Regions from separate parts of the Homo sapiens genome. Here region 2 is linked to region 1. A link is a loop called in an ENCODE intact Hi-C map of the cell type or tissue named here. Cell type or tissue: dorsolateral prefrontal cortex. All regions are shown on one strand.

The links. Hi-C counts contacts between places; a loop is a spot of excess contacts. Peaks named below come from ENCODE experiments on the same cell type or tissue, not always from the same donor. Only the 100,000 strongest peaks of a DNase experiment are listed, where the experiment ranks them.
Region 2: a loop joins it to region 1, with 2.4 times the contacts of the local background. A loop is called at or near these places in 2 of 110 quality-filtered maps.

The regions. Positions count from the first base shown.
Region 1 is chr2:182,182,865-182,190,864 of GRCh38, forward strand. PDE1A (phosphodiesterase 1A) reads right to left here. Exons shown (of 15, transcript NM_001363871.4): 11 at 6,115-6,196; 12 at 3,604-3,724; 13 at 3,028-3,215. Among named protein-coding and RNA genes, the nearest start is that of PPP1R1C, 200 kb to the left of the region's middle. In dorsolateral prefrontal cortex, CTCF peaks have their summits at 3,480 (motif pointing right) and 3,679; no DNase peak of the experiment used is centred here; H3K27ac peaks cover 1,149 bases.
Region 2 is chr2:182,511,937-182,519,936 of GRCh38, forward strand. It overlaps a transcript of PDE1A not described here. Among named protein-coding and RNA genes, the nearest start is that of PDE1A, 89 kb to the left of the region's middle. In dorsolateral prefrontal cortex, no CTCF peak of the experiment used is centred here; no DNase peak of the experiment used is centred here; H3K4me3 peaks cover 174 bases.

The DNA.
Region 1 (8,000 bases):
TTCCTCAGTGAAGGCTTTCCTTACCAGTTTACTATATAGAAATTATCCCCAATTTCCATAGTAATTAGATTTTCTTAATCTGGTAATGTCTTTATTTTTCTTTATTTCTGAATAGTTTTGCTGGATTTAGAATTCAGCATTAGGGACACCCCTAGTTTCTATATAGTAGCCCTATAACCCTTATTTCTAGAACACATGGCAGAAACATAAATAATATAGTAATAACAGCTAACTCATATAGCGCTTAGTACTCTAGACACTTCTAAGCAAATTATATTAATAAACTCATTTAATTCTCTTAAAACCTATGGTGAAGAGGAATACTTCCTGCTATAGTGATGTAAAGAAGTCGAGTTTTTTCTCTTCATGAAAAAGCAAGTGTAAAACTGGACAGCATTAATAAAAACAACTATTCAATGACTCTGGAAATCAACCAAAGGGACATAATAATTTGAGAAACATTTATTCTTAAAAAATTGTTGGACATTCAGGTAAAAACAGCAGGAACCTGTGACCTTCTTGCCTGAAGTTACTCCCACTCCTCCATCTTCCTCTCCAACTCTGACCTGGGAATGGAAGCAAAAGCCAACTTTCCTGTTGGATGTGGTAGAATCAACTTGGAATGGGAAGGCAGCAAATAATTCTGGTTACTTGAATATAAAATGGTGAATCCACTTAGACTAGATGAGGAGAGCCCCAAGCTTTGTCAGCCTAGGGTTGGGGTCCAAGTTGGGGTAAAGGGTAAACCAGCAGGATTTAACAGAAAAACCCTAGAAATTAGAGAGCCATAGAAAGGCCATTTATAGTCAGTTTTAAAATTGATTTCAAAAAATTCAAGACAAGTTTTTTAAATATGTTTTTAAAATTAAAGAAAATAATCTTGAAGAATTAAAGGAAAATATGCTAACAATGAATGAAAATATAAAATATCAACAGAGAAATAGACATTATAAAAAAGAACCAAATGGAAATAATAAAATTGAAAAAAGTAGCTGAGATAAAAAGTTAATTCAGTGAAATCAACAGCAGGATTGAGGTGGCAGAGAAAGAAACAGTAAACTTGAAGATAAATCATTAGAAAGCAGCCAATCAAAAATGAATGAAGAAGGAAGGAAGGAACAAAAGAAGGAAGGAAAGGAAGAGAAGAAAGAAAGAAAGAAAGAAAGAAAGAAAGAAAGAAAGAAAGAAAGAACAATTAAAGAAATTGACAGAGATCCAGAGCATCCAGGACAATTTCCAGAATCCTAAGTTATGCATAACACAATCCTCAGAAGGAGAGAACAGAGAGAAAGAGGCAGAAGAAAAATATTGAACAAAATGACAGAAAGCTTTCTAAATTTGAAGCAAATTATTAATTTGTGGATTTAAGAAGCTAGTGAACACTAAGTAGAATACTGAAAAAAAAAAAGACCTAGATATATCATCATCAAATTGCTGAAAGTCAAAATAAAGTCTAGAAAACAGAAAGAAAAAGATAATACTCAGTACATACAAGGAAGCAACAATACAATTTATTTTTGGCCAACACTATCAGAAACTATGGAAGCCAGAGGCAATAGAATTACACATTAAAAGTGCTAAAATAAAAAAAAATCATTCAACAATTCTAAATCAAGTAAAATTATTCATAAATAAAAGTAAGATACAGACATTCCCAGATAAAGAAAATCTAATTGTTTGTCAGTATAACTGTGTTATAAGAAAATACTTGAGAAAGTACTCCAGTGTGAAGAGAAATGATACCAAATAGTAGCTCTGACACACAAGAAGAAATGAAGAATATCATAAGGGTAAATATGTGAGAACATACAAAAGATTGCATATACGAATGTGTGTGTCTGCCATCTGTCAAGTTCTGCAGGAATTAATGTGCTATTTTTGGCTCTCTGGTCTATTCCCAAGGCCCATCTTATTATCTCTATATCACAGCCACACTAAATTTATTACTTCAGTATAAGAGTAAATTTTGATATATGGCAAGTGCTCCCACTTTATTATCCTTCAGGAGTGTCTTGAGTATTCTTAGGTATTTGCAATACCATATAGATTTTAGGATCAATTTCTTAAATTCCATGAAAAATGTATTGGAATTTTCACTGGAAACATGTTATATTTATGGTTGACATTTGGGATAATTGAAAACGTTTCAATATTGTGTCTTTCTGACTATAAATATGATTTAACACTCTATTTTGATCTTATATTATCCATTTTAAGAAAAGTAAGTTTATTCCTGAGTATATTAAAGCTGCAAAAAACACAAGGAAAAAATTTCTGGCTGAAAAAATAACTACAAAGACCCTGGAGTATTTTAAGAAACTTCCAAGAGGCCATTGTGCAGGGAGTGTAGTGTATAAGGGAGACAGAGCTGTGGGAATGAGTGTGAGAAGAGGCAGGGGCCAGATCTGGATATGAAAGCTAATTCCTGCACGAAAGATAATAACTGTTTGAATACTAACTCACAAACCTACTAAATGGACTAATTAATTTGAAGCAGCTAATATGTCAGAAATAACTGTAGCTACCTTCCCATGCGATTGCTGTGGTGGTTGATTACTAATGATTTCCCCAATTCCTGTCTAAATTCTGAGTCAAAAAAGCAACTTAGTGAAACAGAAAAAAAACACACCCAAGTCTCTGACATGAAGTGATAACACACTTAATGCAACACAAAAGCCACTTACCAAGTAAAATCCAGGCTGGAAAGCACCTCTACGAAAGCACAGGAGTTTATATGGTACCACAAAGTTTTGTCACCATTTCATTATCTCATCTTTCAGTATCCAGTTTGCCAGCACCCACTGACACACAGATCTGCAGCCCATGTGGCACAAACAAACCAGAACCTCTTTTTATCTAATAAATGAGCCAACTTTCTCATGAATGATCAAAGAGTAGCCAAATTCCCAATACCATCAAGGGCTTACATATTCTATAGAAGAAGAAATCTAGAAGAAGTAATCCAAACTCTTAGAGGAGAAGTGAAGACAGAGAGAGATGGCAGTAAGGCCTCATAAACAACACTACCTTGTGCAGCTAACTCTTTCCACCTCTCTTTGTTCTGCTGAATGATGTCCACCAGGTTGTTCTTGAAACTCTTCAGGTCCACTGCTGCAAGGGAGTAGTCTGGGGAATAGGACCCATCACTCATGGAGCCTTTTGTATTTGATCGTCTTAGTGCATCAGCAATGTGTAACCCCACAATGGTGGTTGAGCTAACAGTAACAACCAAAGAAACCAAAAAACACCATCAGGATATGGGGTGAACAAGGAAAACCTGAAAAACTTTACAAAACCGACTAGAAAAGCAGGATAGTAGATGCTCAGTCCCAGTTCTGAGCACGTGGCAGCTGCTCATCTCCTTTCTCTCCCTCCCCACACTGGATTCTCCTTAGTACACACCTTACTTAGTATTTCATATTTTGTGTATTAAACTTCAGTTGTCAAAGGCAGATGCAATATAATATAAAGCCACTAGGTGGCAATACTCCCTAATAATTCTTGTGAGAATTCTCTGCCTAGATGTGAGAAATATAATCATTAAGGAAAGTGTTACTAAACACCACAAAGATGAAAAATAATGCAAAAAAGAAAATATCATACCTGCTTGCCACATAGGAAGAAGTTTCGGCTTTTGAGGCTTCCTCTATAAGAGGAATAACAATTTTCTCTGTTGAGTCTGTCAGAAGAGAAAATGTTGGCTCTACTATGAAATCGATGAAACCTACAAAAGCCAAAATGAGAAGAGAGAGAGATAAATTCAAGTGTTACAATTTCCTGAATTCTGAAATCAGAAATAATGAAGAGCTTCTGACAATCCTGGGATAGCAAGAATCAACTAAAATATTGGTTCTGCTTACCCTTTGTATTGTTTTAATCTAATAACAGTCTTTAGAGATGGTTTAACTGCTCTATAAAATAATACTTGAAGCCATGGAAGTGACACAATTTAAGCTTGCTAACTCAAGTATATTGGCTTTTCTATTTACTATTCAGCCTTATATAATATACGATTGCTAACAATACATTTAGATCCAATGAGAGTGACTATAGTTTCCTCTCTCAACACCAGGGATCATTATCTTTTTTGAAAGCACATCATGTGCATTTTGGATTTTATTCTTTACTAACAAGAAATCATATCTAAGCTCCAAAGAAATTAAATAATTGAAGGTTTTTCTCAGGTAACAGGAAGACAATTACTTTTTGTTTCTTACTATATCAGTCAGAGCTTTCTGCCAGTGTGTTAATATTTCAAATTGTTGTTTATTATTCTCTGGATGTAAAGTGTTAGTTCACAGCATGTGTGTGTGTTCTGTCAAATCAGTGAAGAGAAAAGTAACATCTCTGGGAGACAGCATTAATCCCACCACTTTGAGATGTCAGTACTGAATGAAGACTTTTACATTTAAAGTACTCATCAAGATAGAAAATGACACACAGAGAAAAGGGCATTGTCCTCTGGGAGCATTTTCCATCCCATGTTTAGGCAGAGGAGGAGACAACAACCTATTCTAAGGTCTGTGTACATGGCAATATCCCAGATCCCAGGACTGCTGTGGGTGCCTCAAGTCAAGAATTGTTGTTGGAAACACTTCTGAGAGCAATGGACTACCACCTGAATATAGGAGAATAGCTGGAGGTAGGCTTTTTAAGTGATAATGTCCTGTAAATATGCACATTTAAAGATTGTCCATCAGATGCTTGGATAAAAGTAATTCACATTTCAAGTAACTGGATTACTTATAGTATATAATAAGGCACATTTTTAATTTAATAAAACTTCAGTAGTTTTAATGGATGCCTTCAAGTTAAATCAGTGTTAATTGACCACCTAGGGTACTATTTTAAGTTCTATGTTCTTTTTTTGTTCTTTTTTTTTTTTTTTTTTTTTTTTTGAGATGGAGTCTCACTCTGTTGCCCAGGCTGGAGTGCAGTGGTGCAATCTCGGCTCACTGCAACCTCTGCCTCCTGGGTTCAAGTGATTCTCATGCCTCGGCCTCCCGAGTAGCTGGGATTACAGGTGCATGCCACCACGCCCGGCTAATTTTTTGTATTTTTTAGTAGAGACGGGTTTCACCGTGTTAGCCAAGATGGTCTTGATCTCCTGACCCGAGATCTACCTGCCTCGGCCTCCCAAAGTGCTGGGATTACAGGCATAAGCCACTGCACCCAGCCAGTTCTATGTTCTTAAATGCCTGAGATGTGTAGACTGTCAACTGGGGCATCACCTCTACTAACATGGCAGCAATTTGCATTACAGCAACAAGCCTCAGAAACTTCCATTCTTAGCTTGCCACATCAGGTCCTTAGCCTGCCACGTTTACACTTACTAAGCAAGGATAGGCACCTGTGTTATGGTCTCTAGAAAAACAGCTGTTGAAACTTGGATGGGAAGGGGAAAAGGTCAGAGCAGGCAGCTTTCCCCAACGCTTTGTGATGGGTGGTGCTGGAGCATAACTACACAGCTAAGAAGTGATCCTTGTGTTTATTGATCATATTGTTCAGTAACAAAAATGCTGGCTTAGGGAATAATTATTACAAGTATTTGAGCCATGCAACACATGTTTTAATAATGGACTGGACTTGAAGTCCCCAACACAAATACAGATGATAAGAATGAATGTGGTTGGGAGCATTATCATTTTGCAAATTTCCTGTTGTTGGTTAATCTATTCACATCATGACAGAATATTTTTCCAAATGAAATGTGCACTACTATATTAAGCATACCATGGAAACTTAGTGATAGAACAAGTGCACTAACATTTTCATTGAGTTGACCTATATATCTAAAGAATTAAATTACAGAAAACAATAATCAGCAACAAAACAACATAAAATGGTCTCCCACACAAGAAAATTTTATATTTTGTAAAAGGATTACAACCACGATAACAATTACATTTACTAATGTTGCTTTATTGAATTCATTTTGTGAAAATGCTTCAATAAGTCTTATTCAGCACCACATAGATCCATTTAAAAATCAAATATATCATGAATATGGAGTGAGGTTTTCATGCAAGTTACCCCTTTGAACAACATCGTTTACCCATTTGAAAACTGACAAGCACACACTCACTTTCCACCACCACAAATCATCAGAATTACCTATTTGTGACTGGGCCACCATGGTTGACTTCCGATCACAAAGTGGGGAAAATGGAAGCCCTAATTCAGCTTCTTTATCTCCCTGGAGAAAGAAAAGCACATTAATATAGACTTGGGTTGGAGAAGCTAAAATAATGAGCAACCTAAGATATAAAGCCTAGAAAAGCCACATCTTTCATTTCTTAATTAGCAATACTTTTTTCTTATTTATAAAACCAAAAGCTATGGTCCAAGTTTATATAATTTTTCTTGGATGGTCTCCATTTGGGGACATTTTGCAGGGAGAAAAATGAGGAATGTTTTCAGTACCTGGAGACTTTGCTTTGGCATTACAATCCCTTGACTTTTAAGAAACAAACATTTGCTTTTGGAATTTTCCAAAGTCACCATAAAATAACTAGCCATCTTATGTGTTATCTGACATTTAATTAACAATCCAAGTTAATTTATTTATGCCAAGTATATCAACAGACCTTTACTATCAAAATTTTGTGACGGAACTGTTTTTCAAAATTAAAAGTATATGATGTGAAACACCTTTCTATCCATTAACCAAGTTTTATTAAATCTTCCACAACATATAATGAGGAATTTCTTCAACATTCTTACATTCAGTGTGCATAAACTTATTTTAATGTTTTCTTCTCAGAGAAAATTGAAATATCAATTTTTTTATTATTTGATCTCATCTAAAATAGATTAATTGAGCACATATGTTAAAGAATTCCATTTATATTGGGGTTTTACTTCATGAGAAGTAATTAAATTTTCATCTTCTAAAACAAAGGTTGCTGTTCTGGTCAAACCTCTAATATCACAAGGTTTATTAAACTTTGGTTCTTTCCTTTGCATTAAAGGGGATGTGCTTATGAAAGAAAGAGGAGAGGATACTTCCTTGTTCTTGTTCATTTCAATTTCCTGGCCATTTGAAAGAACATTTTAGGTTCTATTTTCTCCTAATTTATTGGCTGTATACCTTCATGAGCAACACCAGCCTTGCATCATTAAGTCCATAACTTAGGATAAAATACGTAAGGACTCCACGGTTTCCTTTCACTCTGTTTCCATTAACATCTTTCTATGCTAATCTTTACAACATCATGTCAACATGTAGCTTTACAACTGTTTGAGAATATCTTCTAGAGCAGTTCCCCTAAACCATGCCTTTGATTATGAGAGTTATAGACAGAAAGTCTAGAATCAGAATTGTTGAGGAAAATCTAGATATGGCCATCAAAGAAGTAGGAAAATAGTTACAAACAGGAACATTTCACTATGTCATAACTCAGAGAAAACAAGGAATAAGAATTTCTGTGACCTCTGCCAGTAACTCCCCTAATTCCTCTGGATAATAATAACACTATTTCCATTTGAAATTGTGATTTATACTCAGCTTAAAGGACAGATGGAAGGGAATTATTAATGCCACTAGTCTTAGAGTCAGAAGATACAGTCAGCTGAATCGCTGCTGTCTAGGGGTTATTGCTGTTACTTCAGACACAGCACAGCCTTTGCTGAAATGAATTCTCCTTATCTGTTACCTAATTTTGTGATCTTGATTTACTTGTTTTAGGGATAAAATATAATAGATGTAATAGTATCTATCCTGAAGTTATCTAAGATTATTTATATGAAGCATAAAGACAGTGCCTGACACTTAGTAGTCATTAAGTTTAGCTAATAAGAAACATAATTTAGGTCAGGCACGGTGGCTCACACATGTAATCCCAGCACTTTGGGAAGCTGAGGCAGATGGATCACGAAGTCAGGAGATTGAGACCATCCTGGCCAACATGGTGAAACACCGTCTCTACTATAAATACAAAAATTACCTAGGTGTGGTGGCATGTGCCTGCAGTCCCAGCTACTCAGGAGGCTGAGGCAGG
Region 2 (8,000 bases), 330 kb after region 1:
CACAAATGTGTCCTGCAGCTGCCCAACATACATGCGTGGACCACACTGCCCCACCACCACCAGTGCACAGGCAGATCCCACCACTGCTGCTGCCAGTGCATGTGTGCAAACCTCCTCACACCACCATCCCATTGTCACTGGTGAATGTGCACACAGAGCCCACCACCTCACCACTACCCTACCGCCACTATCGCACATGTGCACATGCAAACCCCACTGCTACAACCTCAATAAAGTCCTTTTTCCAGCACCTTTCTCCCCATCAGAATGTTGTTGCCAGTGAACTGGAAACACCTCAGCCCCTCCAGTGCAGCAGGTGCTTAACCTCAAGGGGCCATAAAACAAAGTCATGGGCCTGGTCCCAGGCCCCAGTATTAGAGCATGCAGCCCAGGAGTGCTGAGCTGAGACTTGGCCCCCTGAAATAATCCAAAAACAAAGCCAGTCAACTCAACCCAACTTATACCACAGTCAAACCCTCAAGTGCATGAAAGAATATAAAAGCAAAAAGCCCCATCCAAAGGACAGCAACTTCAAAGATTAAAGAAACATCAGCTTACACAGATAAGAAAGAAACAATGCAAGAACTCTGGCAACTCACAAATCTAGTGTCTTTTACCTCCAAATGACCATAACAGCTACCCAGCAATGTTTTTTTACCAGACGAAATAGTTGAAATGACAGACACAGAGTTCAGAATCTGGATGGCATGGAAAATTATTGCAATTCAAGAGAAACTTGAAACCCAATTCAAGGAATCTAAGAAATCTATTAAAATGATTCAAGAGCTGAGAGACAAAATAGCAATTTTAAGAAAGAAACAAACTGTTCTGATAGAGCTGAAAAACTCACTACAAGAATATCATAATACGATCACAAGTATTAATAGCAGAATAGACCAAGCTGAGGAAAGAATCTCACAGCTCAAAGTCCGATTCCTTGAATCAACTCAGTGAGACAAAAATAATGAAAAAACAATTTCAAAATGAACAAAATCTCTGAGAAATATGAGATTATTTAGAAACCAAACCCATAACTCAATGGCATCCCTGAAAGAGAGGGAGAGAGAGCAAGCAACTTGGAAAACATATTTGAGAATATTGCTCACAAAATTTTTCCCAACCTCACTAGAGAGGTTGACATTCAAATTCAGGAAATCAGAAAACCCCTGTGAGATACTATACAAGATGACCATCCCTAAGACACATGGGCATCAGATTCTCAAAGGTCAATGTAAAAGAAAAAATATTAAAGGCAGCTAGAGAGAAGGGCAGGCTGCCTACAGAGAGAACTCCCTTAGGCTAATAGCAGACCTTTCAACAAAAACTCTACAAGCCAGAAGAGACTGGGGGCCTATATTCAGCATCCTTACAGGAAAAACATTCCAACCAAGAATTTCATATCCAGCCAAACTAAGCTTCATAAAACAAGGAAAAATAAAATCATTTTCAGACAAGCAAATGCTAAGGGAATTTGTTACCACCATACCTGCTTTACAAGAGGTCCTTAAGGGAGTGCTAAACATAGCAACAAAAAACTGTTACCAGCCACCACAAAAGTACACTTAAGTACATAGACCATTGACACTATAAAGCTTGTACACAATCAAGTCTATACAACAACCAGCTAACAACATGTCAGGATCAAATCTTCACATATCGATGTTAACCTTGGACGTAAACAGGCTAAACGCCCCACTTAAAAAGCACGAAGTGGCAAGTTGGATAAAGAAGCAAGGCCCAACCTGTATGCTGTCTTCAAGAGACTCATCTCACATGTGATGACAACCATAGGCTCAAAGTAAAGGGATGGAGTAAGATCTATCAAGCAAACAGAAAACAAAAAAGAGCAGAGACTGCTATTCTAATTCAGACAAAACAGAAATTAAGCCAACAATGATCAAAAAGGACAAAGAAGGGCATTACATAATGATAAATGTTTCAATTCAGTAAGAAGACTTAACTTTTCTAAATATATGCACCCAACACTGGAGCATCCAGATTCATAAAACAAGTGCTTAGAGACCTACAAAAAGACTTAGATAACCATACAATAATAGTGTAAGACTGCAACACCCCACAGCATTTCTATACACCAGTAACATCCAAGCTGAGAGCCAAATCAGGGACGCAATCCCATTCACAATAGCCACAGAAAGAATAAAATACCTAGAAATACTACTAACCAGGGAAGTAAAAGATTTCTACAACAAGAATTACAAAACACTGCTTAAAGAAATCAGAGATGACACAAATAAATGGAAAAACATTCCATGCTCATGGGTAGGAAGAATCAACATTGCTAAAATATCCATACTGCCCAAAGCAATTTACAGATTCAATGTTATTCCTATCAAACTACCAATGAAATTTTTCACAGAATTAGAAAACACTATTTTAAAATTTATATTGAATCAAAAAAGAGCATGAACAGTCAAAGCAATCCTAAGCAAGAAGAACAAAGCCAGAGGCAGCACACTACCCAGCTTCAAACTATAGTACAAAGCTATAACCAAAACAGCATGGCACTGGTACAAAAACGGACACATAGACCCATGGAACAGAATAGAGAACCCCAAAATAAAGTTATAACCATCTGATCTCCAACAAAGTCAACGATAACAAACAATGAAGAAAGGACTCCCTATTCAATAAACCATGCTGAGATAACTGGCTAGTCATATGCAGAATATTTAAACTGGACACCTTCTTTTCACCATATACAAAAATCAACTCGAGATTGATTAAAGACTTAAATGTAAAGCCTAACCTATAAAATCCCTAAAAGAAAACCTAGAAAATACCACTCTGGAAATAGACCCTGGCAAAGATTTCATGAGGAAGACTCCAAAAGCAATTGCAACAAAAACACAAATAGACAAGTGGAACCTAATTAAACTAAAGAGCTTCTGCACAGCAAAAGAAACTATCAACAGAATCAACAGAAAGTTTATTTTGTTCTATAGTTCTGCAGTTTTGAAGGTTAAGTTGAATTCACAGGAATTCTGGTTTATTTAGCCACACACCCAAACCATGTTCTTCCATGCAAGTTTAATCTGCAATAAAGCTGATATTTTGATTTTCATCTACGGGACTCCTAAACCTATCTCTCTCTTAATTCTGAACTTGGGCAGGAATTATGGGTATCATTCATTAGCACTTCCTCTCACCCTAGCATCTTATGAGGTAGGTATCAGTTTTGTCCATGTCTCAGCTGAAAAATAACCTAAAAGAAGTCATCCCTGAATATCCAAAATACTTTCCCAAAGGTGCATTTTATTCTGGTCACTTCTTACTGCATATTAACTTGCTTTTTATAATTTACTTTTTTGTTGTTTGTCTCCTCTACAGGAACAGTAGCTTCTGTGTCTAACATTGTACCTGACACAGTATACAATCAGAGTATATTTATTGAATGAGTAAATGAATGATCAATTCAATTAATGGATTTTACAAATAAGAAAAGTGAAGTTTAGGTAAATTAATAACTTTTCCATGGACACTCAGCTAAAAAGCAGGTAGTATTGTAATATTAGAAAATATCTGATTAGAGTTCAATTTCTAAGCCACCTAATCTGTAAGGTATTCCACCTTAATAATGTTAGTTCTATAAACTATAACATAATGTTATGTAGGACTGAATATTAAGACTACGTCTACACATCAAAATGAGTTTTGATGAAGTGGTTTTCTTCAAAACAAATTATGATTATGATTAAAAGACAGATTTTTAATAACTGATTTGCCTGATTAATCCATCAAAACAGTCACATACTGAACAACATACAGACTTATCAACAATTTCCAAGAAAGATCACATTCTCTTTTGACATTTGAAATGAATCCAGTAAATACCCTCCATCTCAGAGTTTGGTGAGGAAACTGGTGTTTTGGGCATGCAAGTCAGGGTTAGATGGAGGTACAGTGAGTTAATGGCTAAGAATAAAGAGTATCTGAATCCAATGTGCCATAGAGTGAGGCAGGGCTTCACCACTAGGGATTGTGCGTGTGTGTGTGTTTCTGTGTGTGTGTGTGTGTGTGTGTGTGTGTGTGTGTGTGTGTGTGTGTGTTGGGTGAGGACAGGAATGGTCATGTTGATGTGTTCTTCTGGTATAGAAGGCATGTATTAGATTTTTATTGCTACTGTAACAAATTTACCACAAACTCAGTGGCTTGAAATAAATGAATTATCTTCAGTTCTGTAGCTCAGAAATCTGGTGCAAATTTCACTGAGTTCTAGTATCAGCAGGACTGTATTCTTTCCAGAAGCTCTAGGCACATTCTGTTTTATTATCTTTTCAAGTTTCTAGAGGTTGCCCTTGGCTCGTGGCCCACTTTCACCATCTTCAATAGTAGCACAGACGAGTTAAGTCCTTGTCACTCACTCCTACTTTTTCTTCTGCCTCTCTCTTCCACTTTTCGAGCCTTTGTGATTGGCCAGGCATGGTGGCTCACACCTGCAATCCTAGCACTTTGGGAGGCTGAGGTCAGCGAATCACTTGAGCCCAGGCATTCAAGACCAGCCTGAGCAACATGGCAAAAACCCATCTCTACTAGATCTATAAAAAAATTAGCCAGGTGTGGTGGCACATGCCTGTAGTTCTTGCTACCTGGGAGGCTGAGGTGGGAGGATCACCTGAGCCTGGGAGGTCAAGGCTGCAGTGAGCAGAGATCGCACCACTGCACCAGAGTGAGATCCTATCTGAAAAAGAAAGAAAGAGAGAAAGAGAGAAAGAAGGGAAGGAGGGAAGGAGGGAAGGGAGGAAGGGAGGAAGGAAGGAAGGAAGGAAGGAAGGAAGGAAGGAAGGAAAAAGAGAGAAAGAAAGAAAAAGAAAGAAAGAAAGAAAGAAAAAGAAAGAAAGAGAGAAAGGAAGGAAGGAAAGGAAGGGAAGGAAGGAAGGGAGGGAGGGAGGGAGGGAGGGAGGGAGGGAGGAAGATGAATCTTTGTGATTACATTAGGCTCACCTGGGTAATACAGGATACGCTCCCTATTTTAAAGTCAGCTGATTAGCAATTTTAACTCCATCTGCTCCTTTAATTCTCCCTTTCAAATGAAGTAACATATCCTTTGGTTCAGGGGATTAAGACGTGGACATTTCTGGAGGGTGATAAGTCTGCCTACCCCAAGCCTGGGAATTGAGTTTTAAGGAGAACCATTGTAGATCCTTTTCTGGTGTCTTCTGAGACTGTCATCTTTTCTGTATTGGATGCAAGATAAATATAATGTTAGAGCTAGGTATATCTATGTTTAAACCCATGTTCTACCAGATACTAGCTGCATAACTACTTAAGAGACTTATGTTTTTAAGAACACTGGTGGGGAGTAAGAATACAAATATGTTATATCTGCACAATTCTAACAATATGATGATAAAGATGATAAAGCAAACACCCTTCCATCTTCTCCATGTTTATTCCAGCTGTGAATCTATCTCCAATCCTCCCACCTGGTTTTAGTCACTATTTTCGCAGCCTGGCTGATCTAATTTTCTAGTTACAGCCAGTATAAGATTCAGAATTTTATTCATTCATTGACTTAAAATATTAATTGCATTATCTCCTATGTGCTAAGTACTGTGCTATGTGCTGGAATCCAAGAGCAAATCCAATGAAGTGAGCATAGCTCTTGCACTCAAAAGCTGTGGTTGAATAGGGAAGGTGGATTTTGTTACGAGAAGAGAAATACAGGTTATTTATGAGCTGAAAATAAAAAACTAATCTAGTCTGGAAGGTCAGGAAGAATTTCCTTTGCAAGTGAAATTTAAGCAGCAATCTTTGCACATTTTTAACAGGATATCTATCAGAATTTTGAGTGGGACAACTCCTCCTGATAAGGAAATGCCCTGAGCTCTGCAGGACATTTAGCCTACCCGGACCCTGCTGCCCACTAAATGCAGAAACACCTTGCCATCACTGCAACCACCAGAAACTTCCCTACGCAACTCCAAAAGCTTCGTATAGAACAAGAGCAAACCTGGCTGAAAGGAAAACGGAGGAACAGTTGCCTCCAGAAGAGAGAACAAAATGAGCACAGGAAAAGGGGTGGTAAGCAATGTTTCTTTTGGGTGACCCTAGGTCTGAATAGGAGGCATGTCACAGAAGGAGAGGCATTAGAGGAGAATCCAAAGATCAAGCTGGTATACAGTGACCCTGTGAAGGATGCAAAGCTTTAAAGGTGTTTAAGCAGAGAGTAAAAGGATCAAATTTGTGTCTTATCTATAATGCACCTTCATCCTAAAGTATGGTTCCAATTTGGGAATATGATGCTAATAGCTCCTGTCACTTCCATGTTTTTTTTGCTAATTTTTATTTTAAATGTATATTTCTGCTACATCCTCTTGGTGATAAGGGCCTGGACAACTCCATCTGAGAACTACACAACATACTGCCCTCTTCAACAATAACAGTTGCTTAGAATTAAAAGATTACCATCTAATTCTTCTCTCCTTCACTTTTTGCTTCTAAACATTTTGTCCTTCACTATTGATAGTCATGTTCACTACCCTACCAATCACAGAGAAAAAAAAGACAACGAAGCTTAACTTAATGTCTTTCAAGCATTGCATTCACAATTCCAAGTCTTAAAATTAATATCTGGACATTCGTCGGGATGGGGGAGATAAGGAGGTATGTGTCGAGACGTGTAAAATTAGCGATCAGATATAAAGTTAGCTTCTAACTGAAATTGTGATAGATTCTAGTACTATGTTTATAAAAACTGAAGGAACTGGGGCAGTAAGTACTATGAAGTGGTGAGTATTACATTTTTGTCAGTAGTTTATGGTTTCTGGCAGTTCATACTTTCTTCTCTTCTCTTGAATGCCTGAGTAAGATAATACTTTGTTTTAGATTTTTCCCTATAATTTCATGTCGTTTTCACTGAATTTTCTACCTGAAAAATGCTCATTTTCAGTTTTCTGAAAATGCTGTCACCTCTTAGATTGAATTCTTATAGCAATGTCACTAACTGGAAAGAGCAACACCAGTGTTTTTTAAATGTTTAATTTTTTAATAAAATCCACAGGTGTGGAACTCTTTGTATGTTTAGAGAAAAAAAAAGCAACAGTACATGACACAAAAAGGCATTTATCTTTCAAATGGAAAAGAAACACAATGCATAGGTGAAATACTGTAAAATCTTCAAACCAACTTTCCACATGGAAATCAATGAAATTGACAATCTTTGAAAGACTATCAATAGCTATGTTTTCTTAGTATGTAGGAAGAAGTCTAGGTCCCAAATTCATAAGAAACTTCTGAATCAGAAATTTCATTTGGTGTTGAGATGGCATAAGAAATAGGAAGTGTTTTCCAGCCCTAAACGATTGATAACTTATGGCCAAGTATATAATTCTTTTTAAATCTAATTTATGAAAGACCTGATGCCATAGTTATTTGCCCATATTTCCACCATCATAGATGATGACTTGTAGTGTAGAATCTAAATTGTTGTACTGAGTAACAAATTAGTGGTTGAATATGGAAAAAGATAAATAAAAAGATTGTAATATAAGAAGAAAATTAATAGACTAATGCAGAGAAGTCTACATCAGAATGGGAGTAAGAAACTGTTTCACCTTTCTTGTCACAAAAGAAAAAGAGATTTCTTGGCACATAACTTTATATGGTGTCTCAAATATTATATGAAGACAATTTAGAAGAAGCTCAATAAAAGAAAACAAAAATGGTAGACAGCATTGATATTTTAATTTAGTTACCAATGTTTTCCACGTGTTCCAAAATTTAAAAATTATTTCTATGGACTCAAAAGACTCTCTAAAATGTTATGTCATATAACAATCCCTATAAGATATTTTCTCTAAATATCTACCTGTAATGGTTCATGATTTCTACATTTAAGGCATAATTGAATAAACATTATTTTACTTTCACCTTTGTCTCTATTTTTATTTAACCTTAAAATTTACATACTGGAAGCTCAATTAAAAACAGTATATTATGCCAAAATAAGTCAATATATTTATAAAGTACAAGATTTTAAA